7 separate regions of the Mus musculus genome follow, and regions 2, 3, 4, 5, 6 and 7 are each linked to region 1. A link is a loop called in an ENCODE intact Hi-C map of the cell type or tissue named here. Cell type or tissue: gastrocnemius. All regions are shown on one strand.

Region 1 (4,000 bases):
ATTACCTCTGCGATATAACAAGAAACTAACAAAGTTAGCTGTGCTTTACTGTGGGCATTTTGCTATTTTTACACCATAACAAATGTAAATATATATTTAATGTATGTCAATAGACATACCACACACCAAGAGTGTGTTACTACGTGTTAAATATGCATGTACTTCATATGTGAATAAGAAACTGACCCACCACTGTGTATCCACTGTAGTAAAACAGATCCTCATTATATCTGTTGTTGGTGTTCCCCAAAGAGAGACTGCCAGCTGTGACAGTCCATAGCTCAGGGTCACTAAGCAGTCTGGATCTATTGCTGGTCTCCCCTAAAGAGGGCTGACAGCTGTTACCATCTATAGCTCAGGGTCACTAAGAACTTTGTCTGATGTCACTGACCACCATGGCACAGGTGCTCACGTACACATTACCAAAAGCAGCATGAGTTCTGTCCTGTGAACTGACCACACCCTCAGTGTCCGGTCTCGGCCTGTAGACAGCAGCCACCTCTTGTCATGGCTCCAGCAGATAGTGCTCACAGCTCCATCATGACCTGGGTATTCAGGAAAAAGGGAAACCAAGTAGAATGTCTGTCTGTATAAGAACAGGCCAGAGCTGCTGCTTCTCAAGGAATAAGGGAAGCAGTTTCTTGCTGCCAGGCTAAAAGACCAATCACATCATCAGATAACCTTGCATTAAAGGTGTTTTAAAAAGAAAATTCAGGTTTTTCTTCTTTCCTTGCCCCTGCTCCTGGAATGGTGAATCTGAAACTAATTATTTATTATGAAATCCTAGGCCATAAGCTTTGGCTTATTTCCTGACTAGCTCATAACATATTTAACCATTTAAACTATTCTGTCTACCATTTAGCTAGTTACCCCAACCCCTTTGGTCCCAGCCTGCTTCTTCCTTTGTGTCTCCTCAGCATCTCTCGGCATTTCCCTGAGTTCATTTACCTGCTGGTTTATATCTGTCTTACTATTTCCCAGGATCCTCTCTCTTCCTGCTGTGCTCTGCCTCCTATTTCTTGCCTCAGCTCACTGGCCATTAGCTCTTTTATTGACAGGTAGTGCTTATAAAAGATTCTCCGTACATAAAGGCCTACTGATGAGGGTTGGAGAGGAGGCCTCTCTAAGATCTCACATTTCTTAAAGTTCTGACTTCATGTGCCCAGATCAGAGGAAGTTCTAATACCACAGTATAACAAGCAGTGTTCTAAAAGATCGTACAGAGATCTCGGGACCCTGTGATGATCTATCAGTATAAATAAGCCTTTTCTTTTAGTTTCAAAGGGAGAAAACAGGAGAACTCACTAAGGATGCTTGGACATGCTCTGATCATCTGCTCTGGCCAATGGCTGCTTTGGATGCTGGCTTATACAGGTGCTAGCATACCGCCTGCTAGGGAGCCCACAGGCAGGTGGGACTGACCTTCAGCTATGCGGTCCCTACTCCTCAATCTCCTTCTGACAAGGAACGTGCTGTCTCCTAATCTCACCTTTGCCCTTACAGTCTCTATAAAGCAAACTTGAAACCACAGCTACCTGAGTTTCCGAGAGACCCAAGAGCCCAAGGATTCATGGAAGCAGACACTTGGAGACAGCATCATGGGCTCTCTCCTGGGCGAGCCAATGGAAACAGGTAGACAGGAGAACTGGAGGCTGCACAGTGTCAGGCAAACGGAGAACACCAGTGACCCGAGACACGCTGAACCATCACATTCCACCCCAAGGTGCCCTGTGGTACACTCTGCAGCGTAAGGAACCACAACTTTGACAAGAATCTAACAGGAACCTCCCACCCAGGCTGCTCTCTGCACGGGAACTTGCACACTGCAATTGAAAGGGCATTCAGTGAATCAGTATCACCAGAGCACACTGGCCAGAAAGCCACCAAAATAGAACTGGAAAGCCAGAAAGTACTGTAAGTAGAATGCCACTCTGAAATGGGACCTCAAAACAGCAAAAAGTTACCAAGCAGAAAAATTATGCCAAATGCCTTTGCTGCCCTCTTGTGTCAAGTTCTGGCATTTTCCACAAAAGAACAAAGGACCTCTCAAATGTGCAAAAAAACATTTACTCACTACTGTGGGAACACAACGTGGAGCACTGTGAAAATCTGTGTGGAAGCTGGTCAAACAGCTGGAAAAAGACTATCACATGATCCAGCTCTAGCACTGCATACCCAAAGGACTCTATATCCTACTGTAGAGACGGTTGCTCCTCCATGTTCACAATTGGCTCTAGTCACAACAGTCAGAATATGGAAACAGCCTGTGTGTCTATCAACTCATCTATGTACAATGAAGACATAGGATATTTATTTCCTACGCTATTCAGCCCTTAAGAAAAGCACAATTATGAAATCCCCAGGTAAACGGATATGGGTGGAAACAACCATCCTGAGAGTAGTAACCCAGACTCAGAAACACCAACTTTGCATGTTTTCTCAAATCCATAGGTGTTATCTTTGAGTCTTCCGATATGTGTGTTTCATCTGGAATTCCTATGGAATTCAGAAAATTAGTAAGGGACCCTGGGGTGGGGCTTTCAAGGGAGCAAAGAGCAAATGGAATGGTATAAAGAGCCGGGCAGTGGTGGCGCACGCCTTTAATCCCAGCACTTGGGAGGCAGAGGCAGGCAGATTTCTGAGTTCAAGACCAGCCTAGTCTACAGTGTGAATTCCAGGACAGCCAGGGCTATACAGAGAAACCCTGTCTCGAAAAACAAAACAAAAAGAGAGAGGGGGGATGGTATAAAGAGGTGACGGCCAGTAATGGGAAAGGGAAGGTTAAATGGGGTAGAGGCTGGGAACAAAGAGTAGAGGACGGAACATGAGGGGTGACTAACACTGAAGAACTTTTGAAAAAGTCACATGGAAGCCTACCACTGTAAAAGTAAGTATACTTAAAATGTATACTACATATATAAGAAGAATTTAAATGGAGTTACTCTATAATGGGGTGGCAAACCCCTCCTAGATACCATAGGCTAACAAATGAAAAGCCCAGAGTCCAGAATGATTACCACTTTTGGACTTACTGGCCACTGGGGTCCCACAGAACTCCGAATATTACAGGCCATTGCCAATGTTATTGGCTACCATCCAGAGACTGACGGTAAGACCCTATTGATAGAAACACACATGCTTGGGTCACAGACTATAAAGAAATGAAGCTGGTTAGAACCTGAGGCTTCATCCCTTCTGGCTGGCTTCCATAGTACTGGGCGGTGCTGTGCATTCTACCACAGAGAAGTTATCATAAGTCATACCTGGCTGCAAACTCTGAATGCTGCCATCAGCCTGACAGGACACGGCTATTGTAATAATGGTGTGAATATAATAGTGATAAACTATATTCTGATTGGATTTAAGGCCCATCCACAAATTGAAACCCATACTAGGCACCAACATCAGGCTAAGAACCTGTGGCTAGTAGACATAGGGGGAGCATTGTCCTAGTGCTCTGCTGAACAGCCACAGTGTGATACTGACTCCCGATGACTTAACCTCATAGCCATGGATTAGTGCGCCTCTCAGCCTTCAGCACATTCACTGCCGTCCTCAGCAGGCGGTGATTAACACAGAGACCTACCACTGGTGAAGATGCAAACATAGTAAGAGACTGAAGTGCTCAATCTGAATGGGACATTGACATCCAGCTAGAGCACTCCCTCCCAGGGCTCAGGAGAAGAAACAGAGGCTGAAAGGGCCAGAGATGGCAGAGCAAGAAAACTCTTTTCCAGATACAGCAGGGCAGTTGGCATATAAACACACAGCAGTTCTGGCAGCATGAGTAAGACTTGTGCAAGCTCAAACCAGCTGGGAGAGGGAGAGTCTGCTTTCTTTAAGGGCCTGGCCCTCGTAGGTCAAACTCCAGTGAAGGCCAGACAGACAAAAGCTCATGGATAACACAAATTGGAACTGATGGGTTTAAAACAAAACAAAACAAAGCAAAGCAAAACAAGAACATAAAGCAGCAGGGTGGGTAAAGAAGGGGTGAATATGT
Region 2 (4,000 bases), 360 kb before region 1:
CCAGCAACTCTCCTCAGACACCAACAAACTGAATCTGAAATTCAGACCAAAAAGTAAAAAACATATGGAATCCACAACAATTCTGAGAGGGACTGTAGAGTGAGGAAAATAATGTCTTGAAACGAGGAATTTAACCAGTAAAATTATAGACCTCACAAGACCAGATTTTAATGCAAAGCTACACGATGATACAGTGTGGTGTTGTCACTGTGACAGGAACCATATGGTGTTGTCATGGAGACAAATACACTGTGATGTTCTCCTGATGATTGATGCAGTGTGGTGTTGCCATAGCAATAGGCAAATCAATAGGAAATGGTAGTATTCCAAACACAGAATCACATCTAGGTACAGAAAAGTGATTTTTACCAAAGGTGCATAGTCATTATAGTAAAGAAAAAGTATTTTCAGACAATGATGCTGGAGCAAGTGCATATTCATATGCCAAAAAAATAAAAAACAAGTCTATACCATGCACCATATGCAACGATTAATCCATATGTTATAGACCTGCCTGTGAAATGAGAAACTTTAAGCCTTCTACTAAAAACGTGAATCACAGCTGTGTAGACAGAATGAGGTATGTTACCAGATTCAGCAGGAAACTTATGATTCATGAAAGATGAAAATAATAAATTTGAGTTTAATAAAGCCAGAGACTTTGCATCACAGAAGATGCAGCTGGGAGAGTGCAAAGCTGAATACCGGACAAGGACAATCTGCAAATCCTGCATCACTGGATAGTGAAGTGGGTTTCTGAAGATTTCTACCCTTTACCTTCTTGCCTCTCTATGAGTGTTGTTACAACTCAATTAAAATAAAACTGTGCCTAGGGCTGTAGCTCAGTGCAAGAGCCCTTGGCTTGTGCACTGGAGATCCCTGCCTGCAACCCTCATTATAGTCAGGAAATAAAAGCAGAGAAGAAGCCATTGACAACACTTTATAGAGCTGTGGAGGTGGCTCAGGCGATATAGTGCTTTCTACATGACCCCGAGAACTGGAATTTAAATGCTCATGCCCAGAACTCATGTAAAGCCTGGTATAGTAGCACACATCCATAATTCTCATGCTCTTAGACCAGATTACGGTGGAGACAGGAGAATTCCTGGAAACTTACAAGGGAGCTGGTTGGCTGGAATTAATGGCAAACAAGAAGAGATACTGTCTCAGATAAGGTGGAAGTCAAAGATGGACTCTGATTTTCAAAAGTGTGCTGTGGAATGCACATGCATACAGTCCACAAACACAGAACTATGGTGAATTGCCATTCCATTATCACATGTGAAAGAATCCTGATCCCATAGGTGATACACACATTTTCCCACTGGAGAATGTTGGCACAATGACAGGATAGATTGATTCTCAGGGGCTCAGCCAAATGCTAAGAGCCTGTGTGCTTGCTGGAGCAGTGTGTGCTGTCTGCAAAAAAAAAAAAAAAAAAATTTTAACACCCAGAAATTCGTATACCTAAAGATGGATTGCAGAGGATAATGAGCATATCTAACGAACCGGCAATGACAAAACTCACATTTTAATCCAGAATCAGGAATCAGGAACTGGGACTCTGCAGCAAATTATGCAAGAGTGACCAGAGGGACTGCTAGGCTGGCCACTTGGTGGCGCCAGAGGGCCTCATACGAAACCCCACAGATCCGTTTTAGGTGAGGTCACTAATCACCTCGGAGCCAACCCCTCCACCCAGCGTGGGTGAGGAACTTCTGTATTCGGTATGGTTGTCGCACGAGATGAAGCAGGTTCATAACTCAGCTGTGACTCACTAGGAGAAATGAAGAAACGGGGACACTGGCCGATCCTCACCCTAACCTCAGAGTTCCCTTCTGGGCTTCTGCGTAATGAATTCTGACTGTCCTGGCCATTGTTCCACATTTCCCAGAATTGATTAGAACCTTTACTGGTCCACGACTTGAATGGCTAAGAAGGAAAATATGCAAACAAACATAATCACGCGGGTTTCAATGGGTGGGGACAAGCAGATGGCCCCAGCTCTGCTGGAGAGCTCTAGAAAATTTGGCTCCTACCCAGATACCCATTCAGTTCCTTGTTATGAAGACAGCCTGAGCTCCCTCGTGCCCGGCTCAGCCAGCATTTACTGTGCTTGGCAATGATCAAGGTGTGTGTCATCCTCAGAGTCTGCTTTCTGTGGCTGTACACTTCACTATCATGCAAGATCTTTATTTTCCCAATATCCAACCTTTCCTGACTCTGGAAGATCTACAGTCTTTAAAAGTTCTTGAGTGACAACTGGTCCTGGAGCTAGTAGGTACAAGCTGCCCCTTCTCTATTTCCGTTTTTCAGTATGCTTGTTATTGATATATAGAAAGGTTACTGTATTTGTGTTTGCATTAATTTTTGTCTTGCCACGTTGATGCACGTGTTTATAAGCTTTAAGGCAATTTTCTGTTTCATCTTTAGAATCGTGTGTGTGTGTGTGTGTGTGTGTGTGCGTGTGTGTGTGTGTGTGTGTGTGTGTGTGTGTTTGGTTTTGACATTAGGGAATCATGATCTCCTCCAAAGAGTTTGGCAGCATTCTTTCCCTTTCTATTTTGTTGGTATTTGTCATTCTTCAAAGATCTGCTAGAATTCGCTGATGAATACACTGGGTTCTTTTTAGTTGGGAGACATATTTATTATTATTATTATTATTATTATTATTATTATTATTAATTTCTGCTGCTGCTTCAATCATGTTGGTCTGTTTGGATCATTTATTTCTTTGTACTTTAACTTTCATAGGTCATATGAATCTAGAAAACTGTCTGTTCATTTCAGATTTTCCATGGCATGCCCTATATTTCTCTTTTCATCTCTAATTTTCTTGGTTTGGATCCTATCTTTTTCATTTGGTTAATAGCTAAGGGTTTGCCAGTCCTTTCCTCTCAGGACTTCTTTTATTGACACATAATTTTTGGAATGCTGAGTTTTCACTTTCATTCTATTCTAGGAACCTTTCTGCTTCCTCCTTGATTTCTTCGTGGCCTGGCTGTCATCCACAGTGGTTAGCTTCCATGTATTTGTGTGCTTCCAGTAGTCTCCCTTGCTGTGGCTACCCAGCCTTTTTATTTTGCTGTGATCAGATAGAATGCAGAAAGTGCTTTCAAATTTTATGTCCTAGCACGTAATCCATTTCTCAGAAAGCACCACAGGGATGTCTGTATGTTTTATAATGCCATTTAACTCTTTTTGTTTTGTCCAGATGACTTATTGAGAGTAGGGAGTTGAGGTCACTCACAATTACTTTATTGGGGTTAATCTGTGACTATACACTTAGCATTTGTTCTGACAAGCTGGAAGCTTTTCCACTGGGTGTGTATGTGTCTTAAACTATAAAATCTTGTGATGGATTTCCCATTAGTAAGTATGAAATGAACGTCCTTATCTCCCTCACTAGATTAGATCTGAAGTCTATTTCAACAGATGTTAACACAGAGACCCTGGCTTGTTTCCTAGTCTTGTCTATTGGCGGTAGAGCTCTCTATTCTTTACCCAAGTCTGTGTCTTTGCTAGTGAGGTGTGTTTCTCATGGGCAGCATAAAGATGGATCCTGATTTTTAATCCAAGCTTGTGATTTCTTTTAAGAGGGAAATGGAGACTATTAATATTCAAAGTTGTTATTAAGAGATGTGCATTAATTTCTGTCGTGCTGTTGCTTTGTGGTGGTTTTCTCTAGACTCCTTTAGCAGATTTATCCTGGCGTTAACTTTCTTCTGTGGCCTCTTGGGCATATTCATCCTTTTCAGTGTAAAGTGTCCTTTGTAAAGCTGGCTTAGTTGTTATAAATCCCTTTTGCTTGTTTTTATTATGGAAGGCTTTTCTTTTCAATTACGATAGATAGTGTTGCTGGGTATAAGTCTGATTCTCAGAAACACTCGCCAGTTTTATGGGGCAATGATGTTGTAACTTTAAAAGGATAAAAAGTGCCACTTTCTCCCCATCTCACCCTGGGGCAAGTCTAGGAGTCCAGCTGGACAGCATCGTGTTC
Region 3 (4,000 bases), 680 kb before region 1:
TTACTGTCAGGCGAGTCACCATCTCTGCTCTTGTCTAATATCTTTGCAATGCCTCTGGCTTTCACACAGATCCCTGAAGTACAGTGAGCCTGATTCTTACTGAATGCAGACGACTTTCCTTGCATTCTCCCCAGGACCAACACAAGTCCTTCACCGCTTTCTTGGGCTGGCTCCACCTGATTGCTAGTATCAAAACTTTCTTTTTTTAAAAAAAATTAAATTAATTAATTAATTAAGTAAAAATTTTATTAGATATTTTCTTCATTTACATTTCAAATGCTATCCCCAAATCCCCCTATGCCCTCCCCCCACCCTACTCCCCAACCCACCCACTCCTGCTTCCTGGCCCTGGCATTCCCCTGTACTGGGGCATATGATCTTCGCAAGACCAAAGGCCTCTCCTCCCACTGATGGCCAAGTAGGCCATCCTCTGCTACATATGCAGCTAGAGACACAGCTCTAGGGGGTACTGGTTCATATTGTTTCTCCTAAAGGGTTGCAGACCCCTTTAGCTCCTTGGGTACTTTCTCTAGCTCTTCCATTGGGGCCCCTGTGTTCCATCCAATAGCTGACTTTGAGCATCCACTTTTGTGTTTGCCAGGCACTGGCATAGCCTTACAAGAGAAAGCTATATCAGGGTCCTGTCAGCAAAATCTTTCTGGCGTCTGCAATAGTGTCTGTGTTTGGTGGTTGTATATGGGATGGCTTCCTGAGTGGGGCAGTCTCTGGATGGTCCTTCCTTCTTTCTCAGCTCCAAACAAAACTTTCATTTCTAGGTTTTATCTCTAGGTTTTAAAACCAAACCCATTCACTATTATAGCTTAATTTCCCTTTGTCTTATTGTTGTTGTTATATTTCTTTAAATACATCTTCAAATCATATACTGAATTTAGCCCATGCCATGAGAGGGCCTGAGTCTGCTCGGCCACATGGCTTCCTCGGGCTTTGCTTCTCTGGTTTGTTATCCATGTGCTCAGCGATTTACAGTTACAATCCTAGGTCTTCTTGAACTACACCTCAGGAGCACGGTCCCTCAGGGAAGTGTTACTTGCTCTGGCCTTTGTCCGGTGTCTGAGGGCTCCGTCACCTTGGAAGCACATACTGGGATTCATTTTTCTAGACATACAGTTGGATTCTTAAGGGAAGTTTCCTTGAGTTCTTCCTGCTTGGTCCAGAACCATGTCACAGTCAGGGTGGCTGGGGGGGTGGGGTGGGGGTGGGGGGCTCCTGTGCTCTCTGGGTTCCAGGTTTACAAGGATGGGACCAGGGGCACACTCTCCCTTGCAGCTTTGGCCTTTCCATCAGGTTCTACTCTATGGGGCTCAGGGGTAGCTATTTTAGATATGGATTTTCTTCTCTTACTTAAGTCATGGGTCATACGTCTTTGTTGAGTTGGAGGGTCATGTGTCCTTGTCATGCTGGAGATTTTTCTACTTTTATACGTGCTCATCAATACATATTAAAAGTTTATTAATTTAAAAGGATCAATACTCCGAGGCTTTTGTGGTTTGGCTGAGGCAGCAGGACCTAGGCTGTGAGGACTCAGCCGTCTAGACAGCGTTTTGATGCCAAATGAGAGTACACTAAAAGTATCGTTGCTTCTAAAACAACCAGACATCTGTTTTTAAATGAACATCATAGCCTCTGGTGATGTGTGTGTGTGCATGTGTGTGTGCATGTGTCTGTGAACCTGCATGTGTGTGTGTGTGTGTGTGCTCTTGCAAGTTTGCACTCTCACCTTCCAGTGTGGGAAGTGCGCCCTCTGGTGTTTATATGGGAGTTGCAGGGTCCTCAAAGAGAAGAGGAATATGGAGTGGCTCAGAATTCTCCCCCATAGGAAACCTAGAGAACCTCATTTTCTTGTAGAAATTAGAATGAAATTCACCAGTCCTTCCCACACTGAAGAATGTTAAGCTTATGGCCTTATTTGAAGTCCACTTGCCCACTGTGCGAAAAAGGTCTGAAAGCTTGACTGTTTAGCGGGTCTTACCTGTGTTCTCTTTGTGTGCAAGATGAGGGTTTGATAACAAGTACTTCATGCCCTACCCAGTTCAGAAGCCATGTCATCAGAGCTGCACAGGCTTCTGCTACCTGACAGACGCAGCCTTACCGCAGTGTTTCAGGGTCACACTTTTTATTTTAGCTACATCTGAGGGAGGGGGTCTGACATGTGGAGAGTTCTGGAAGACTTGCATCACAGTGAAGAAGCAATTCAGAACACCTCCAGTGATTTGTGGGTATGGATAGATATGGTTGAAATAAGGACGGGGGGGGGGGAGGAAGGGGAAGAGGAGGAGGAGAGGAGAGAAGAGGAGGAGGAGGGGAGGGGAGGAAAAGGGAGGGGAGGGGAGGGGAGGGGAGGGGAGGGGAGGGGAGGGGAGAGGGAAAGAACTTGTCAGAACTGGGTTGGGTACTGGAAAGGCTTCAAAGACCTTCGAATAAACTGAGACTGAAGAGTTAGGGGGCCTTGTGGGAGACTGAATGAACATGAGATTCTGAGTTCAGAACCCTGGCACCCACCTAAGAGCAGGCAGGTCCAGTGGCTCCCTGTAATCTCAGCCACTCAAGAAGCATAGACAGTACATCCTTGGAGTAAGCTGGCTAGCTGGACTAGTCAGAATTGGAGATCTGTGGGTTCAGTGGAGAGACCCTTAATGTCAACTTTAGGTCTTGATGTGCACACACACATGTGTGCGTCCACATGCACATACAAGAAGTAACCATACAGAGCAGGTGAGTGGAGATCTGTGTGACCATCCATCCGCTGGCTACACAGCAGCCTCTGGAGCCAGGAGCGGCTTGGACCATGCATGCGTGGAGCACAGAGGGAAACCATTAGAGCATGCATCCTAATCGCTAGGGGCTCATGGTGCCCCGTGTACTCTCCAGAGAGGTGGTTTATTCTGTGACGATTACATTACACCTCAATAAGGCTGCTGGAAATTGAAAATGCAAACTGGGTTATCCATTCATGCCACCAACTCAAACTACAGTCATTTTCTTTCTCCCCCCCCCCCCCCCCCATTTGTGTTGCTTGCTGTCACGTATGTAAGCTTCCTAAGTCAAGGATTCCCCTTTGTCCCAGCAGGGAGGAATTCCTCAGCTGCTGGTGGCCTTGTGGCTGTCTCCCTGCCCTCTAATCCTGTCAGTGCTGTTGGGGTCTGGCACCCCCTGGTGGAAAGAGGCCTTGGATGACCTTTTAAAAATTTATTTACATTCTTGTCGTTGCATGCCTTCCCCCCACACCCCCCACCCTCGGTCAGGTCCCCTCTCCCACAGTTCCTCATCCCATTCTTCCTCCCCCTTGCCTCCAAGAGGGTGCTCCCCCTCCACACCAGGCCTGCCCGTTCCCTGGGGGGTCTCAAGTCTCCATCTTCTCCCACTAAGGTCTGACCAGGCAGACCTCTGCTATACTTGTGCCTGAGGCCTCAGACTGGCCCGTGTATGCTCCTGATTGGTGGCTCAGTCTCTGGGAGGTCCCTGGGGTCTGGGTAAATTGAGAATGCTGGTCTTCCTATGGGATCACTCTCCCCTTCAACTTCTTCAGTCCTTTCCCTAATTCAACCATAGGGGTCCCTGACCTTAGTTCAATGGTTGGCTGTAAGTATCTGCTTCTGTCTCAGTCAGCTGCCTGTAGGGCCTCTCAGAGAACAGCCATGCCAGGCTCCCATCTGTAAGCACATCATAGCATCACTAATAGGCCTTGGATGTTCTCTCATGAGATGGATCCCAAGTTGGGCTGGTCATTGGACTGCCTTTCCTTCAGTCTCGTCTCCATTTTTACTCCTGCAGGTCTTTTAGACAGGAACAGTTTAGGGTCAGAAATTCTGACTGGGGGTTGGTAGCCCTGTCTCTCTGCTTGAGGCCCTGTCTGTCTACTGGAGGTGGACTCATCAAGTTTCCCCTCCTCAATGTTGAGCATCTTAGCTAAAGCCACCCCCATTGAGTTCTTAGACTCTTACCTCCCAGGTCTCTGGTACTTTCTAGAGGATCCCACACC
Region 4 (4,000 bases), 380 kb before region 1:
GAGGTTCAGTCCATTATCATCAAGGCAGGAGTATGGCGGCATCCAGGCAGGCATGGTACAGGAGGAGCTGAAAGTTCTACATCTTCATCTGCAGGCCCCTAGGGGACAACTGTCATATGATTAGGAGGAGGGTCTTAAAGCCCACACCCACAGTGATACACTTCCTCCAACGAGGCTACACTTCCAAATACTGCCACTCCCTGGCACCACAGTTTCCTTTTGTGCAAACAGGAGTTCTGTTTGGCTACAGATGGATCAGGAAATGTGTCTGTTGATCAATTACTATTTAGTAACTTTAGTGTAGTACCAAGGCTTTTCAAAAGGAAGCCATGGCTGCCCTGGTGGAGCTGGGCTCCTGTTGGAGAATCATCTTCCAGAGCATCATTTCTTCAGGGTTGAGATGTGAGTCAGGTCATGTGATTTCATCCTACTCTCTGCTACACTGCTTGCCATGAGCCCTGTGCAGTTTGCCTTTCATTGTCATGGTCTAAGGAAACCTTGTTTTTAGTGGTTCATGTCTGGTGAGCCCCTGCAATGTCCTGTCTCCTAAGCATGCCTGTGATGAGAGTCTTTTCATTTAGTTATATATTTTCCTGCCATATGGCTATTTGAGTTCATTATGGCTAGAGAATGCCTTCTGCAGAGCCAGACGTCTACCCTGCAGCTCTCTAGCCCTGCTGCAAAGCCAAGTGAAAATTAGGTCTATTGCTTCTCCATCCATGCTTGTCAGACAGAACTTTCCCTCTAGTCAGGGGAACTCAAGTAATGAACTTTGCTTATTGCACACCTAGGAGCCAGGATAACATTCCTCACAGAGCCTGGGTGCTTCCTTACCCTGACCTCAGTGTAACTCCTAGGAATACAGCAATCCAGGGTTGATTGGCACCATCTACACGGTGGTATCCTATGACAGTCGCACTGAGGCTACCACACTGCGGAGCCAGCACCTCTTAGATACGTTCATTTCAGCAACACTCACGGAGGTTTTACCAACCATCTGGGTTTGTACTGTCACTTTGAGACAGTGGGTGGACTCACTTGGTCCTGAGCACCGGGCTACTCTTTTCCTTCTGTATCTGTAACCCATCTATGGCTGCAGCAAGCCTCAAACTGGACTTCTTACAATAATGTTTTCAGAGTGGCATCAGCAATAAGAGTTCCTATTTTCTTTGCCTCCCGACCCCATGTGAGTATATTTCTGGTTTTAGTGTTTAGACATTTATAATTTATTCCTGTTTCCCTAAAACTCCACTCTCTCTCCCCTTTGGCCCTTTTACTGGCCATATTCTCGTCAGAGAATATGGAATACCAGAGCTTTGGAATACAAAGAGAGCACTTGGATACATTATTCTAGCACGGGCAATCCGAGGAGGGAGCCTCCTCCTGGTGTCTTATGCTGTCTTAGGGGTTATTTATTGCATCACTAGCTGTCTTAGTTAGGCTTTCTTTGCTGAGATAAAACACCGTGACCAAAATGCAAATAGGGGAGGAAAGGGTTCATTTGGCTTACATTTCCACAGTACTGTTTATCATTGAAGGGAGTCAAGACAGGAACTCAAACAGGGCAGGAACCTGGAGGCAAGAGGAGACGTGGAAGCCATGGAGGGGTGCTGCTTACTGGCTTGCTCCCTGTGGCTTGCTCAGCTTGCTTTCTTATAGAACCCAGGACCACAAGCCCAGGGATGGCACCACCCACAATGAGCTGGGCCCTCCCTATCAATCACTAATTAAGAAAATGCCTTACAGGCTTGCCTACAACTCAATCTTATGGAGGTGTTTTCAACTGAAGCTCCTTCTCCTCTGATGACTCTAGCTTCTGTTGAGTTGCTATAAACCTATCCAGCACACCTGTCTTGACAAACAGATGGTGTTTTGACATGGCTTTGAGGTTGATAATAACACACTTATTATCCTCTTAATAGACTGTTGAGTTAAATATCAGAGAAAATAAGATAACACCTTGACTCAAAATTTGGGGTCAGAACTATAAGTCTGAATCAAGCTTCTCCCACGGGAACAGATAGATTATCTGTCAGCATTTGGGATGCTGATGTGCTGTTTTTTCGTTTGCTCTCATAGGGTCACATCAGAACCATCTGAGAAATGTGTAAATAAAATATCATTATTCATTTAAAGACCAAATAGTTAATCTAATGAATTTTAACTACAGCAAATCTAAGCCACTTATGCGTTTGTAGTGCAGTTATGACCACCAGAGGGCGCCTGAAACTTGCATTTAGTATATGGCTTCTCTCAAATCAACCTAGGCCTTTCTGGTTAGTTTAGTTTGCCTTTGTTTTTATCCTTAGGCGTAATCCTTCTACTTTAAAACATATAAACTTCCCATCGTTTAATAAGGGAACGTGTTAGTGTCACGTATGTAGTTTTAAGGAGCACATCAACCTCCCACAGGACTGGACAGACTTCATCTGACTTCTGAAAGCACTCATGCGCCTGTGATACACACAGCCGCCATGTATCCTCTGGGCATACACTAGATACAGAAAATGAGCACTTGTGTGCGTGTGCCTGTGTCTGTTCTAGATAATGACTGACAATGTGCACACATGTATGTTTCAGCATATATCTGACATGTGTTGACTGTGTTCTGGACCAGTGAGCCAGTAAGCCATGCACCGAAGAGAGAGGCTGGCTGTGTATAGTGCCCATGCCTACTCTGCCTGCCAGGCTCCGAGCCATGACCCTCTGCTGTGCTGTTAATCAAATACATCTCATCCCTTCCTGCCCGCTAAGTGCTTCCTGATCTATGACCAGCAGGTAGCTGCTATTTTGGGACCACAGCAGAGACCCTGAGTTTTAGAAAAGTCTTTCTGACCTGGACAGAAACTGTGTCTACTATTGTGGGATCTGAGTTTGGCCTGATTGATTCTGGTACTCACAGAGGAAAATCACTTTGAGTTGTTTTAATATATTTAAACATAGGCTAAAGTTAAACAATATGGCCACCCACAGAATGAGAGCGAGATCACCACGGTCTCTATAGAGACCGGATCATCACAAGGGAAACAGAAATGCACATTTCTATAAAAGCAAAGGCAGAACCCAGATAAAACTCTGAAGAAAAGCAGTGGTGGCTGACGGGAGCGAGGACAGCAGGCCTGGCAGGCTGTGTGCATCTATGTGTACAACCCCGGAGACTACACTAGAGGGTGATTATTTTAGAATTTCTCTGGACCCAAACTGGATTATATTAGAGTTTGGGTTCCGACTGCTTCCTGAAACACACCATAATTGGCTTAGAAAAATGCACTGCAGGGGGGTTTCATTTAATTCTCGATAGTATAACGATGACAGCCCCAGGAAATGGAGCCTCAGAAGAGAATGTGGGGGGAGAGGGAGATAAAGGAGGCAGGAATTGAACTTCTAAAGCTGAGTGAAATACTCTCTCTCAACAAGGCTACATAAACCACTCCACATGAAAACCCCGTGTCCTAAGCAACAGAGCCCAGTGACATCTGTTTTGTGGAGGACACTTAATGCACACACTGCTTCCAAAGTAATCAGAACAGGGATCCAAAATATCTGCAAGTGCCAGCCCACAGACCAGAGAGTGCTGCTCTGCCTGTCTGGGAGTGCTAATGGTCGCGCTACAGAGATGGCTCTGAAGAAGCTGGTGTGGTAGTAGTATACACCCAAGGCCAGCCTCGGCTATGTAACATAATGCTGTCACCAAATAAAGTCATGAAGCAAGAAAAAAAAAATCCTCTACAACTCTCCATGGTCACAGTAGCTGTGAGCACCCCAGGCTCACTCCATGGGACTCTGTTTGCACATGTTAATCAGCATATGGTATCTCTCATTCTCAACTTCTCCTCTGCCAACCGACTTGTATTTTTCCATACCCAGTATCCATTGTCCCTTTTATCCCAGGCCATTTCAGCTTTGTCCAATACATTAGAGACAGTTTTAATTCATTATAACTAGAGCCATCTTCCTTGTCCAGAAATCCTCCATTTTGATGCATCCATGACATAACAGT
Region 5 (4,000 bases), 620 kb before region 1:
TGCTACATCCTTGAGGGGAAGTGAACAGGCAGAGGGTACTCCTGTTGTCTGGCTGGAAGAGTGGCTCTGACCTGTTTGTCCTGCCTCTGAAGCGACAATGCACACCATGGCACACACTTCACCACTTCACTTTCTTCTAGAGGAGCTTATTTTTAAAAGGGATTTGAAGAGGGAAGAGAGGGGAGAGAGGGGAGGGGGTGAGAAACAGAGAAACAGAGAGAAGGGAGAGAGGGAGAGAGAGGCAGGCGAAGAGGGGGAGAGAGGGGAAGAGGGAAAGAGAAAGAGAGAGAGGGAGAGAGACAAGGGAGAGAAGAAGAGAGGGAGAGGAGGGGAGAGAAGGGTGGAGAAGGGGGAGGGAGTTGGAGAGGGAGACAGGGAGATGGAGAGGGAGAGAGAAAGAAAAAGAGAGGGGGAGAGAGGGAGAGAGAGAGGGTGGAGCAAAGGAAGGTACTATTGAAGGAAACCAGATACCGATGTATGGATCACAGGCCTTTTCCAGGACAGTGCTGGCTAGACCTGCTGTCCAGGACGTGAGTGAGTGCACAGGACATTTTACACATGGAGACAGGGTGATACCCTGAACCCTGCCCCCTTTCTCTTTCACACATCATGGGTTACATGCATGGTGAGGCGCCCTCCCTGAACACGTGTCATGTCTGGAGCTCCCTGCAGGAGTGGTACAGGGACTTTAATTCCAGTACAGGTTCAGAATCTGTCAAGTCAAGACTGCCTGCTCTTCAACCAATAAGAACTATCACCATTTCTTCTTCTTTGAGGACTGCTTGTCCATTCCAGGGTTGAAAGGAGATGGTAGGACTCTACAGAATCTTGTTCCTAGCCCTGTCTCTTCAGACCTAGTTTCTGTTGTCAGGGGTGGATGGGTTTGTGTGAAGCTGACACTGTGGTTCTCAGTGCTTGTGTGGGACAGTGACCCTTACTGTTTTCCCCCACTGGCCCCCCACAAAAGGGTTACTGGCCATCTAATACATGTGACCGTCCGTCCGTACAAGACAAGTGTGCCAAAATTCACTGACATAAACACAACTTTGAACTACGATGTATGCTGGTGGCTGCCTACTACGCCTAATGACTTCCTGAGATTCTAACCAGTCGCCCTTAGCTGTGTTTTTGTTTGTAAACCTTTCTGTCACAGGAATACTTTATCAGTGCCGATCACAGGCGTTTGTACTTGGGTGTCTTATTTCAGGTTGGAAATCCCCTTTGGGTGACGCCCATGCCGGGTGCTTCTGGTTTTTCATGCAGAGGGGCTTCCTTAGCTCCCGGGTTGTGCTTGTCCAAGGCTCGTTCCACCAGGTGAAGCTCATCTGGTTTTCATTGGCTGCTTAACTCAGTGTCCCTGGATAAAGCCTCAGGAGACTTGGAAAAATCACAGCTTCCAGCCTTCCCATGATTTAACTGTGGTCATTTATAAAATGCTAAATCGGATCCCCGAGTCGCACTAGGCCACTAGTAGTAGTTGAGGCTGTGTGACCAGCCCAGGCTGTTCATGGGTGTGAATTGTGATTGCAGCCCTCCTCACGTCACCCCTACCCCTTCTGAGGGGCAGCACGAGGCCTTCTGTACATGGAATCGAGATACCTGCACTAATAACCAAACTGTCTTTGCTCTCTGTAGTGTTCTTTCAGCTTTCTGAGCTCCTCCAGATGCTATCACACTTGCCCTCACCCTCTCCTTACCAGATGACTATAAATATATGTCCTGGCTGTGTGCAGCTTGGAGTTTGGAAACCCCCTGCGGGTAAGGAAAGTGAGCAATAGCTGTGACCTGAACGCACACGCTCAAGTTCTTTCTTGAGCGGATACACAGATAGGTGCTGTGCCAATCAGTGTCTCACTCTTAAAAGGTTTATCTTTTGGGTAGAGTTGCCAAAGACAGATCTTTCTATTCATAGACATAATCCAGGTGGAGCTGTGAGTTCCCTTTCTGTACTCTTGGCTTCTCTCCCACCTTTCCACCCTCCCAGAGAGACACAGCCAGGTGCAATCTCTTGGCAGTACCAACCTAGCCCTCCGCCCTTTGGAAGGTGCTTCTAATGTTTCCCAAGTCTGCCACAGGAGGGCGCCCAAGGGCATGAGCTGTGTTTCAGACACCACAGCCCCATCGCAGCTTCCATCTACAGAGGCATCTTCTGCTCTGATTGAGCTCAGTCTTTCCAGCCTCAGACATTTGACTCAAGGCACAAAGTCCCAAGTGAGAGAACTAAAAAGCAGAGGCACTGTATTTGATACTTCTAATAGCTTTATTTAGAAGTCTGGGACATTTGTGTCAAACTCATGTTACACCCAAATATCAGATAGGGGTAGAAATTTGTCTTTAAAACAAGCCAGGCTGGGGGGAGTAACAGGAGGCTGGCATGTTCTGGGGTTTCTGTTTTGTTTCTGTTGCAAACTTAACTACCCCATTAATTGTAAAGCAGTGAGTAGAGTTATTTTGTTTGCTAAGTTAATATTGTATCCATTCTCTTCACAGTAAAGCTCTAAAATGTGACATTTTTAAAATGAATTTTAACCTATAGTAAAAGAAAACTAGCTACAGCAAGCAGATCACTGTCCTGTGGCCAGCACTGCAACAAGGGTTTGCTCCCTTTGTAGTTCAGCAAGTGTTTAAATGTGATTCATGGAAGGTGAACTACTGGCTTGATTTCCATTGAGACACACCCTTATTAGAGATATATTTATAGAGAGGGAGAGGGAGGGGGAAAGGGAGAGGCAGGAGGCAGGAGGCAGGAGGCAGGAGGCAGGAGGCAGGAGGCAGGAGGCAGGAGGCAGGAGGCAGGAGGCACAGGTGCTTGTATGGCCAGAGTTACAGACAGTTGTGAGCTGGCTGATACGGGTGCTGAAGTGCTGGAGTGGTCCTCTGGGAGAGCAGTACTTTCTCTTAGCCTGAGCCATCTCTCCAGTTCCTTGAACACACCCTCTTTGGCTATATTTTTGTCAAATACTTCCGTATAGATATTCTTACTAGACACTTTCTCCTCCCCCCCCCCTTTTTTTTTGAGACAGGGTTTCTCTGTGAAGCCCTGGCTGTCCTGGAACTCACTGTAGATCAGGCTGGCCTCGAACTCAGAAATCTGCCTGCCTCTGCCTCCAAGTGCTGGGATTAAAGGCATGCACCACCATAGGGCCACTGAGCCACATACTCAGCTCTGCTCTGTGTTTTCTTAGCAACATGCTCATTGGGACCATTGTTCTTGTTAGATACATTCTAAACAGATGCCCTGATGAGATGCACTCTTGTGTATATTCTTACAGATGGCATCTGGGTCAAAATCCATTTACATTTCTTTTATCCAAAAACCACAAGAAAATTAAAAAAAAAAAAAAACCAAACACTAATGCCCTCACTCAAATCTATGTCACCATTTCTATTGGTCCCTGCCCCCTTTTCTTTCTGTTACTTTTGAAATGTGCCAGACCTATCTCCCTATGTTGCCTAGCTGATTGGATTCTAGCAGCACCTCTCCTCAATTCTTTCCCTCTTTTATTTTCTCTTCTTCTTTCCATCCTTCCAGGTTTCCATCTGTCCCAGTCTCTATCTCTTCATCTCCCAGGCCTTTCCCAGTGTGCACTTCTTTGTTCCTGTCTGCCCCGTCCCCACCCACCCTGTGAGCAGATCTCTGCTGTCCTATAGTTGGGCTCTGCCCGGCTCCAGCTGCTGTTGAGTCTAGTAAGAACCAGTGAGGTTATCATAAGCTCCCAGGGAAGGATGGAGAGGCAGAGGCTGCAAACCATCTGAAGCAGAGAATATAAGACAGGTGAGTGAACTAGCCCCGAGCTAGATTGTTCTGCTTTGAATCTGAAAATGTCTCAAAGGCTCAAAGTTAAGGTCACAGCTGAGGGCATTCTGAGTGGGCCTGATCCTAAGGGCACTAACCTGGTGATGGGGTTAGTTCACCTGAGTGGGCTGTGAGGAGACAGGGCTGGCTGGAGGAACGAGGCTGCTTGGAACATGTCTGTCAAGAGCACATCATGTTCTTGGA
Region 6 (4,000 bases), 670 kb before region 1:
CTCTTGGCTCCGTGCCTTTACTGCCGCTTGATGGATGATCTCCATGCTTTGCTTTAACCACCTCTGCGATGGATGCTGACATCTAACCCCACATCTTCCAGTACAAACAAGGAGCCATCGCAGGCGATGATAAATGGGACCAGGCCTGAGCAATGGAAACAGCTCTGCAGTATCCTTAGTGCTCTTCCCTCGGAGGGAGGCAGGATTAACCACACACTGGGCAGACAGAAGTTCTGTTCTTGGTTGGAGCCCGTAGGTGAAAAGCTCTGCTCACTAAGACTGTATTTACAGTCACTCGCAGCACTGTAGCTGTTTTGGTTTCTCATCTGGAGAATGACCTGCAGACTTGCTGGCTCAGTGCGAGGCCCTCAGTACTTTGTGATTCCGTTTCTAACTTTCTGCAAGATTTTGGCAAAAGCTGTGTCAAAGTGCGGAGCCTGAGTGATGAATGGTTTCAGAAGAAAGCTGGCAGAACACAGAGAACCCTGTGACCCTTAGTTAGCTGTGACAGCCACTCCCAGCTCCTCCTTAGGCAGACGGTGAATTAATTGATCTTCATTTTTTCTTCTCTTGCCCTTGCTCCAAATTGCAAAGGAGAGCAGAAAAAGCAGGGCCCACTCAAGGCTCCTTATTTCTAATCCATGCATGGGCTGCCCCTAAAGTTCCCCTCCCCTCCCCTCTCCCCTCCCCTCCCCTCCCCTCTCCCCTCCCCTCTGCCCTCCCCTCCCCTCCCCTCCCCTCCCCTCTGCCCTCCCCTCCCCTCCCCTCCCCTCCTCTCTCTCCCTCCCTCCCTCCCCCCCTCTTTCTCCCCTGCCTCTCTGCAAGCTCCCCTTCTCTCCCTGCAAATGCTTTCTTCCTGTAAGGTCTCTCTCATTGTGAGCTTTTTCTTTTTGGCTTGCAGGCTTTCTCCCTACAGCGCCCGCTCTTTCCCCTCCTTCCTCTGCAAGCTTTCCCCTGTAGGAGTCTCCAAGGAGAGCTTGCTGCATTGCCTCAGCCTGGCTGGGCATCCGAGCTAAAGAAGCAAGCATCAGAACAGAGAAGTTCTGGATGAAGATGGCCGCTTCTGACCCGACTTTCTGGATTACCAGGGAACCCTCAGAGACAGTTTAAGTTAGAGAATTTGTTAGGAGAAAGAAAACGGGCCTGCGTTCTCTCTCCCAGTCCTGCACAGAGGCGCCGTATTGGACTGGGTGTCACGAGCACACACCGCAATGTGCCTACACTTTCATGAGCAGGGCAGCAGTTGTGACACACTCTGAAGGTGTTCACATGGGGTCCCTGCCAAGATTGATGTTCCCACCCTATGAATTCCAGAAGCATCTATCTAAGAGGACTCTGTACAGTAGATATAATAGAAATGTATGTGTGGTCCTGTGACTTGTATATTTTTATGTCAGTGTATGTTAGGCACGAGGAGCAGCGAAACAGTGTGCAAAGGCTGCGTTGTGCCTGAGATGCCACACTGACAGGAATAAACACAGACTTTCTCATTCCTACCAGGAGGTGGGTCAGTAGCTTGTGCTCTAGTGCTCAGAAGTGGGTACACGGCTACCAGGAGCCTGGAGAGACCTAGAGTCCTTTCAACCTCTTGCTCATGAAATGACCAACTTGAGAAGTAGTGCCAGCAGGGGGCACCCTTGACCCACACTGGATGAAGCCCTCTGGCTCATTTCAGAGTTGGTCTTGAGTGGTGCCTAGCCTGTTACAAAAGAGAAGCAGTCCCTGTAAGCTTTCCACACTTAGCTTCAAATGTTCTGTTTGCTAAACCACAGGGAGGTCCTCCTTGGGGAGCAGCTATCTGCTTTGCCATAGATAGACCCAGATGTAAAGTCCACTGAAGGATTAGAGCAGCCAGATGGAGGCTGTTTGAGATATCCTCGGCAAACTGTGGCTGGGTCTAGGAGTTCTGCTGGCAATGGGCAGGCTGGACAGCAAGATTCAGGACCTCTTCATCCTCTCTGGTTCTTGAAGGTCAGTGGTTCAGGATTTTGTGACTTAGACAAGTACCACTCAAATGAATTGTTATTTTGCAAAACCAGCTTGTAATGAATACTTTGGTTAGAAAATGCAAGCGTGTCTGACCTCCTTTTCTGTCACTGGCAAAACAAAGAGGCAGAAGCCACACTCGGTCAACATGGTGCTGGCCCAGAAAATCTGAGCAAGTGGACAGAGCAGAAGACACAAGTTTCCCTGAGGTTGGATGCAAACACCTGCTGAATATCACTGGGTCTGGCCAATGTCCCTGTTACCTGAGTGTTGGAAAAAGCTACATCACTTCAGAAACACTCCATAGCTTTGGCACATGTACCTTAAGCCTCCTATGCCAGAATGGTGGGTGGTTTGAATGCAGAGGCATCCTGGACACAGGATGAAATGGACACAGGTGCTCTATTTAGTGTCTCATTCCTTCTTGTCCCCTAACCTGATTCTGGCCCCTCTATGACCTCATTTTAACTTGGCATCAGCCAAAGCTCCATTCCTGGCTACGTTCACATTCACAGGAACTAAGAGTTGGAGTTTTGATGTGTCGTGCTGAGTGACAAAACTCAGTTTGTAACAAGTTAGGGGGTGGGGTGGGGCTGTTTCCTCTGCTGCTGAGCACTTAGCCACCTGCAGGAACAGGTTATGAACCACTAGATGGCACTGGGATCTCAGGTACAGGTGTGTTCAAGGCTTTACGACCCAAGGCAGGGAAACTGATCCCCATAGTGGCCGTGGAGCTGGATAATGGCAAACCTTGGTGCTGAGACCCTAAAAGTTCTCTGCTTCTTCAAGAGTATTATGGTCAGAGTACAATGTTTTCTTGTTCCTTTATCAGTTCTGAAAAGGCTAGCACAGCCCCTAGGCCACCCTGTCTGGATGGTCCCAGACTCCACAAGCACTCTCAGCAGGTCAGGAGAAGGAGGAATGACGAGCAGATGCTGGAAAGAGAAATGTCTGTCTGTCTATCTGTCACCTGTTGCCCTGAGAAGGGTGTGGGGACAGATTCCTCTGAAAGTATCTTTGGTTAGTGCTGCAAAAAAGGGACGGAAATTTCCAGAACCAATAACCAGATCAGGTACAATGCCTTTGGGGTACCATGTGAACACTTGCATGCACATTAACAGGTACCCCCGAACATAGGAATACACAAAACGCACACGTACATGCATCCTTCACACAAGGATGCACACATGTGCACATATCTCTCATATATCTCTGTACCCAAGTATACATGTATGTGCTTGCTTACACAATTCTTGCACACATGTATATACACATACATATGCCCATATCTGTGCACACATCCTTACTTGGCCTTACTCACAGGTATACAAACCACCAGGAACACAGCCTGGCCAGAGGCCATAACAGTGTCACCTGTGGCCAGTTACTGGCCTAAGATGATATTCATGGTGACAAAGCCTGATCTAGATGTAGTTCAAAGACTCAGTCACTCTCCCTGCAGTCCTGTTGGTCTTGAGTCACCTCTTGGGTTGGTCTCCAGAGTGAGGCCTCCTTTGGGTCTCTCCCCAACCTACAGCCCAGCTCACTGCTCATCTTCTTCTCCATGGACACGTGTCTCCTAGAGAGTCTTCATCAGTGACATGAAGCAGCCAGCTGCCTGAATGAAGCTGACAAGGCCTTTCATTGGTTTTATGGCCGTATTTGGCTACTTAGATGTAGTTGGCTTTGATGTGGTGTGCCCGGAGCAGGAGCATGTGGCTGGCCCTCAGCAACAGTGCTCTCTGGGGGCTCCAGGCTGGTGGCTCTATCTTACAGTCTTTTATGGCCTTGCAGGTGCCCGAGGCCAGGATAAACTGGGCGGGCAGGCCGTTATTGATAAGGAAACTTAATACCTAACAAGTGCCAGGTGACATTTCCTCCTTGATCCACGAAGGGATGAGGGCTTAGATCTGAGCTGAGGTGAATAAAAAGGATGATTGTGAAGGGAAAGGAAAACAAACCGTCACCTGCCTGGCAGCGCCTAATGCGCACCTGTGTTGACTTACTGGTAACG
Region 7 (4,000 bases), 210 kb before region 1:
TGTCATTGACCCTCATGTCCATTCTATAGCATAAAGGGGACTGACTCTCCAAGCCACCTTACTCAGTGCCCTTGGAAGGGGTATGATGTAGCAATGGGGCCAGTAAAAAGATAATAGAGAAGCTGGGGTTATCCAAGTAACATGTGAGGAAGGCACAAGACACAGAGAGGGGTAGAGAGAGGAAGGTCTGAGGGAGTGTGTCTATGGGACTCTGTGGATGTTAATTTGCTGGACCAGAGTCTTCATATAGGAGAACACTAAGATGAAGTCGTGTCAAAGGAAGTCTGTTCCCACCAACTGCTTCTGCCCTCATTAGAATAGAAGAGTGTCAACCCAATGACAGGAGTGATAGTGATCAGAGGTACTTGGCCATCCCTGGCTGGGCCGCTGTGGGAGTGCAAGACTGGAAAGCACGGTTGAATGCTGCAGTGCGGTCAGCTCTGTGCCGAGCCCTCATTAGGTCTATTCTGAGGACACACTACTGATGCTTTCTGTGGCCATTGACTGTCTGGCAGCTCTGGGCAAAGAACTGTCAGCCAAGCCAACCATTTTCTGGCAACCAGCCATACTGTCTACATAGCGGAGTTGGTGGCTTTGTACACTTTACAGTAATTCTAAGGATCCTTCAGCACTCTCAGAAGGTCAGGACATGGCTGAAGACATGCTTCAGCAATGACCACTCTGGAAAGCCCACAGTAGTAAACACTAGATAACTCTGTAGTTATTATATTCATCCAGGTCAGAGGAAAGCACTTCCCCTGGTGACCCAACAGAAGGGCTGGGGTCGGTATAATGCCATGTTTCACTTTCAAAAAAAGTTGATCATGACTGATTAAAATGCCCTTGTCACTCACATTCCTTTCTGGTTACATAAACAGTTCACTTTTCAAGTGAACTGGAAGGCACACTTCCATGCTGCTCTTCGTACTGAAGAACTAGGCTCAATGAAAGTCTCCTTCTAAGTGATCTTGTCTTTGTCTCTTGACTTTGTCAAAAACAGAGCAGCCTGTACTGGGAACACAAAGAAGAGGTCAAAGAGAAGTAGCAACAGTGGCATCAGAACCAACGATGGGACACATAGCAGCAAGAAGGAAACTCAGAGAGTTCCAGAGAGTGTCAGAAGAGTGAATATAAACAAGATTGTAAGAGAACATGGAGCCTCGTTCCTGGGAGTGTTCCGGAGAGCTGCCAAGGGTCCTGACATGCAAGGCTCAAAAACTGCGACACTTATGGCCATTAGGAGCCATAGATCATGCATGACTGAGAAGGCTTGAGAGCCGCAATATTAGGTGGTTCAGACGGATTCTTCTATAGCAGCTGCCAAGAACCAAAGATAACTCCAGTTTACCAGTGCCAGGATTCTGACAACTGAAGCCCAAGGCAGTAAGACTTCAGCCTGAGTCTGCAGAGCTACATGTCTCCCACCCTAGCACCAGACACATGAGCTTCTGGGTCTCAAAACTATAAACCTCAGACTGTAAAGTCTGCTGTCATTGATGCTCACACTCTTTGGTATTCGTGAGCCCGGGTCTGCCAGCACTGAACAAGCAAGTCCACTACTCATAACTTTCCTCTGTGTTTAGCTCAGGGACTCAGCCAGCTGACTGTAACCAGAATACATACAATAAAGCAGGTGGATCCTAGAGTAGCGTTTATTCAGTTTGAGTATCATCAAGGACTTCTAGGAACACTAAGGACATAGGAGACAGGAATGGTCCCCAGGCACTAGAGCCTGGTCTATTCGCGTCATGAATTCAGACTTTTGGCCCCCAGAACTGTGGGACAATTTTTTTCCTTTAACCCTCACCTGTCAGACACACTGCTTAACAGACATCTCACTTGGCAGAAACACTGCTGGACAGAAACCTGTCATGAGGAACATACAGCCTCATAGATACCGTGCCTCAAGCTCAGTACTACAGATATCATTTAAAAACTACCCTATAATACTATGCAAGCAGCATAATGGGAATTCCCATTATGTCCCACAGAGGACAAGTCCTACTGATCTACTGCATCTTAGTTCAGCTCAGACGGAAAACCAGGGTAGCCAGTGATGCTGGCCTAATGGCAGGGGGAGGAGGGAAGAGAACAGGGTAGTGAGTGTGGAGAAGTTGGAGGAGAGACTAGAGCACCCCACACAATCCTGCTGGAAACACTTCCTAAAAGCAGGATAAAAGCTTATTATACCAATGCAAGTCAGATAGGGGGCGTTGGTGATGAAGCAAGAGGTCCTGAGAGGATGAGCTGTTCTAATCATATAAACTCTGCCCCAGAGCTGGAGGTCAGTGTGATCTCCACAGGCAACACATTCTGTCAGATCAATGCTTTCAGAACATAGGCATCAGACGCCCACGTGTGGCTGGACTGTGATCCACAGAAGGGAAAGTTCAAGTTCATCTCTTGAAAGCAGTGGGGATAGTGTGGACAGGATAATGGATCAGATGGGCATACACCCCTCCAGATCCCGAGACTGTGCAGAACAAGAGACAGGCCTAACGAGTGATCAGCTGAGTTCAATTCTGAGCTGAATGTCCGTGTGGCACAGGAACATACTTGTAAGGGATGGATAAATTAGTCTCCTTTATACCTAAGGTTCACAGTACTTAAAGGAGTTGGACAGCCCAGCTCAGCAGTCTTGGAGGTCTTGGAGGCCTTCACTTGGGAGGAGATTTCTTCCACACAACCAGTGTTGCCCAGGATCTAATAACCAGAATCTAAGAAGAGGCTGCAGCTGCTGTGGGCAGAAGGAACAGAAGTTCAAAATTGAGAATCCGGGTCCTAGTTTCCTGGCCTTTGTGCTCATGGTCACGTTTCTGGAGAGCCACTCTGAATCGACAGAGCAAATGAGAGTAAGGTCAAATAGACTTGGAGTGGTAGGATTATGTTTGACCAGTGGTGATAGGACTCTGGAAGGGTATGTAGATATCCAGAGTGTGGCCTGAGGGCCCCTCACCCACTTACCCACTGGTGCAGGGGGCACTTATGAAGCCTGGGTGCAGAGATTGAGTGCCATAGTGAGAAGGGACAGAATATTTGTATGTTGAGGCTTTTGTGGGCTGGGCTCCTCCTTCTATTACATCTCTGCAGGTGGCACCAGCTGATGCTTCATGCCATCTTCTGGAGTGTGTACAATCCTGCTTTGGATATATGACTTAGTCATCAGCTGATTATAGATTATGACAAGCCCTCTGAGTAGAAAAGGTCACACATGAGCACAGAAAGGGAGCAGGGAGAAGAAGCAAATCCAATGTCTGGGCAACACCAATCCCTCCCTAATGGAGTTTTCTAGCTACTGCTTGATAGTTAAATCTAAAGATAGGAAATAAGAAATATATGGGTTGGAAAAAATAGGACATCCAAAATCCCAATACATAGTGTGAGAGTCAACATCTGCACATAGGTTCAAACCCCACATGCTCTCAGGGCGTCCCAGACAGGAAGGTGCTGAGGAGGTCTACTGATATCCACATGGTCATCTTTACACGACTGTGCTTGTTGACATCTGCGACCCTAGGAAGACATTCTCAGATACGGTATAAAGAAGGACTTGATCGCTGATGTAGAAAGGAAAAGGAAGAGACAGTAAGAGACTGTGGGCTGGTGTCTGGTGACAGGGTCCAAGAATTTCTCTGCTGCCAACGAAGGCGAAAAATGTAGGAGATAAACCAGTGTCTTGCCTTAATGTGGTAGTACAGCAGTCCCAAGATGGAAACAGAGAGATGATTGACTTGGTACCAGTCTGAGCCAGTTATCAAGATCACGGCTCAGAAAAGTCATGTGTCAAATAGGATATATGTGCAAGGAGACAGGTAAATGAGCCCTGTCCATCTGTCCCAACATCCTGAAGCCTCATTCACAGGACAGATGTGAGTGCCCATCAGGGACTATGACTGCAGTCGCTCAAGACTTGGCCACATATGGTTTGGGCACAAGACTTGGTAAAAAGGGTGAGGCCCACAGGTCAAAGACTTTGTGACACTCAGTGTCCTATCTGGAG

Evidence for each region. Peaks named below come from ENCODE experiments on the same cell type or tissue, not always from the same donor. Only the 100,000 strongest peaks of a DNase experiment are listed, where the experiment ranks them.
Region 2: it touches region 1 in a loop (11-fold over the local background); 28 of 42 quality-filtered maps call a loop at or near these places.
Region 3: a loop joins it to region 1, with 3 times the contacts of the local background. A loop is called at or near these places in 20 of 42 quality-filtered maps.
Region 4: it touches region 1 in a loop (9-fold over the local background); 33 of 42 quality-filtered maps call a loop at or near these places.
Region 5: a loop joins it to region 1, with 4 times the contacts of the local background. A loop is called at or near these places in 22 of 42 quality-filtered maps.
Region 6: a loop joins it to region 1, with 2.9 times the contacts of the local background. A loop is called at or near these places in 20 of 42 quality-filtered maps.
Region 7: it touches region 1 in a loop (2.1-fold over the local background); 2 of 42 quality-filtered maps call a loop at or near these places.

The regions. Positions count from the first base shown.
Region 1 is chr17:14,903,014-14,907,013 of GRCm38, forward strand. Wdr27 (WD repeat domain 27) reads right to left here. Exons shown (of 25, transcript NM_175173.3): 18 at 424-545. Among named protein-coding and RNA genes, the nearest start is that of Wdr27, 38 kb to the right of the region's middle. In gastrocnemius, a CTCF peak has its summit at 2,009 (motif pointing left); a DNase peak (open chromatin) is centred at 2,003; H3K27ac peaks cover 961 bases.
Region 2 is chr17:14,544,303-14,548,302 of GRCm38, forward strand. No RefSeq gene overlaps it. Among named protein-coding and RNA genes, the nearest start is that of Gm34916, 24 kb to the left of the region's middle. In gastrocnemius, a CTCF peak has its summit at 1,606 (motif pointing right); DNase peaks (open chromatin) are centred at 1,643 and 2,031; H3K4me3 peaks cover 500 bases; H3K27ac peaks cover 1,449 bases.
Region 3 is chr17:14,219,260-14,223,259 of GRCm38, forward strand. No RefSeq gene overlaps it. Among named protein-coding and RNA genes, the nearest start is that of Gm41531, 4.8 kb to the right of the region's middle. In gastrocnemius, a CTCF peak has its summit at 1,774 (motif pointing left); DNase peaks (open chromatin) are centred at 1,760 and 3,191.
Region 4 is chr17:14,522,400-14,526,399 of GRCm38, forward strand. Gm34916 (a long non-coding RNA gene) reads right to left here and starts at 27. Exons shown (of 3, transcript XR_385417.2): 1 at 1-27. In gastrocnemius, a CTCF peak has its summit at 2,198 (motif pointing right); a DNase peak (open chromatin) is centred at 2,219.
Region 5 is chr17:14,286,344-14,290,343 of GRCm38, forward strand. The region is part of intron 1 of Smoc2 (SPARC related modular calcium binding 2); the gene reads left to right. Among named protein-coding and RNA genes, the nearest start is that of Gm52280, 7.8 kb to the left of the region's middle. In gastrocnemius, a CTCF peak has its summit at 2,070 (motif pointing right); a DNase peak (open chromatin) is centred at 2,071; H3K4me3 peaks cover 170 bases; H3K27ac peaks cover 737 bases.
Region 6 is chr17:14,231,210-14,235,209 of GRCm38, forward strand. All of the region lies in intron 1 of Gm41531 (a long non-coding RNA gene), which reads left to right. Among named protein-coding and RNA genes, the nearest start is that of Gm41531, 7.1 kb to the left of the region's middle. In gastrocnemius, CTCF peaks have their summits at 1,628 (motif pointing right) and 2,637 (motif pointing right); a DNase peak (open chromatin) is centred at 1,629.
Region 7 is chr17:14,696,050-14,700,049 of GRCm38, forward strand. No RefSeq gene overlaps it. Among named protein-coding and RNA genes, the nearest start is that of Thbs2, 3.8 kb to the left of the region's middle. In gastrocnemius, a CTCF peak has its summit at 2,368; a DNase peak (open chromatin) is centred at 511; H3K27ac peaks cover 184 bases.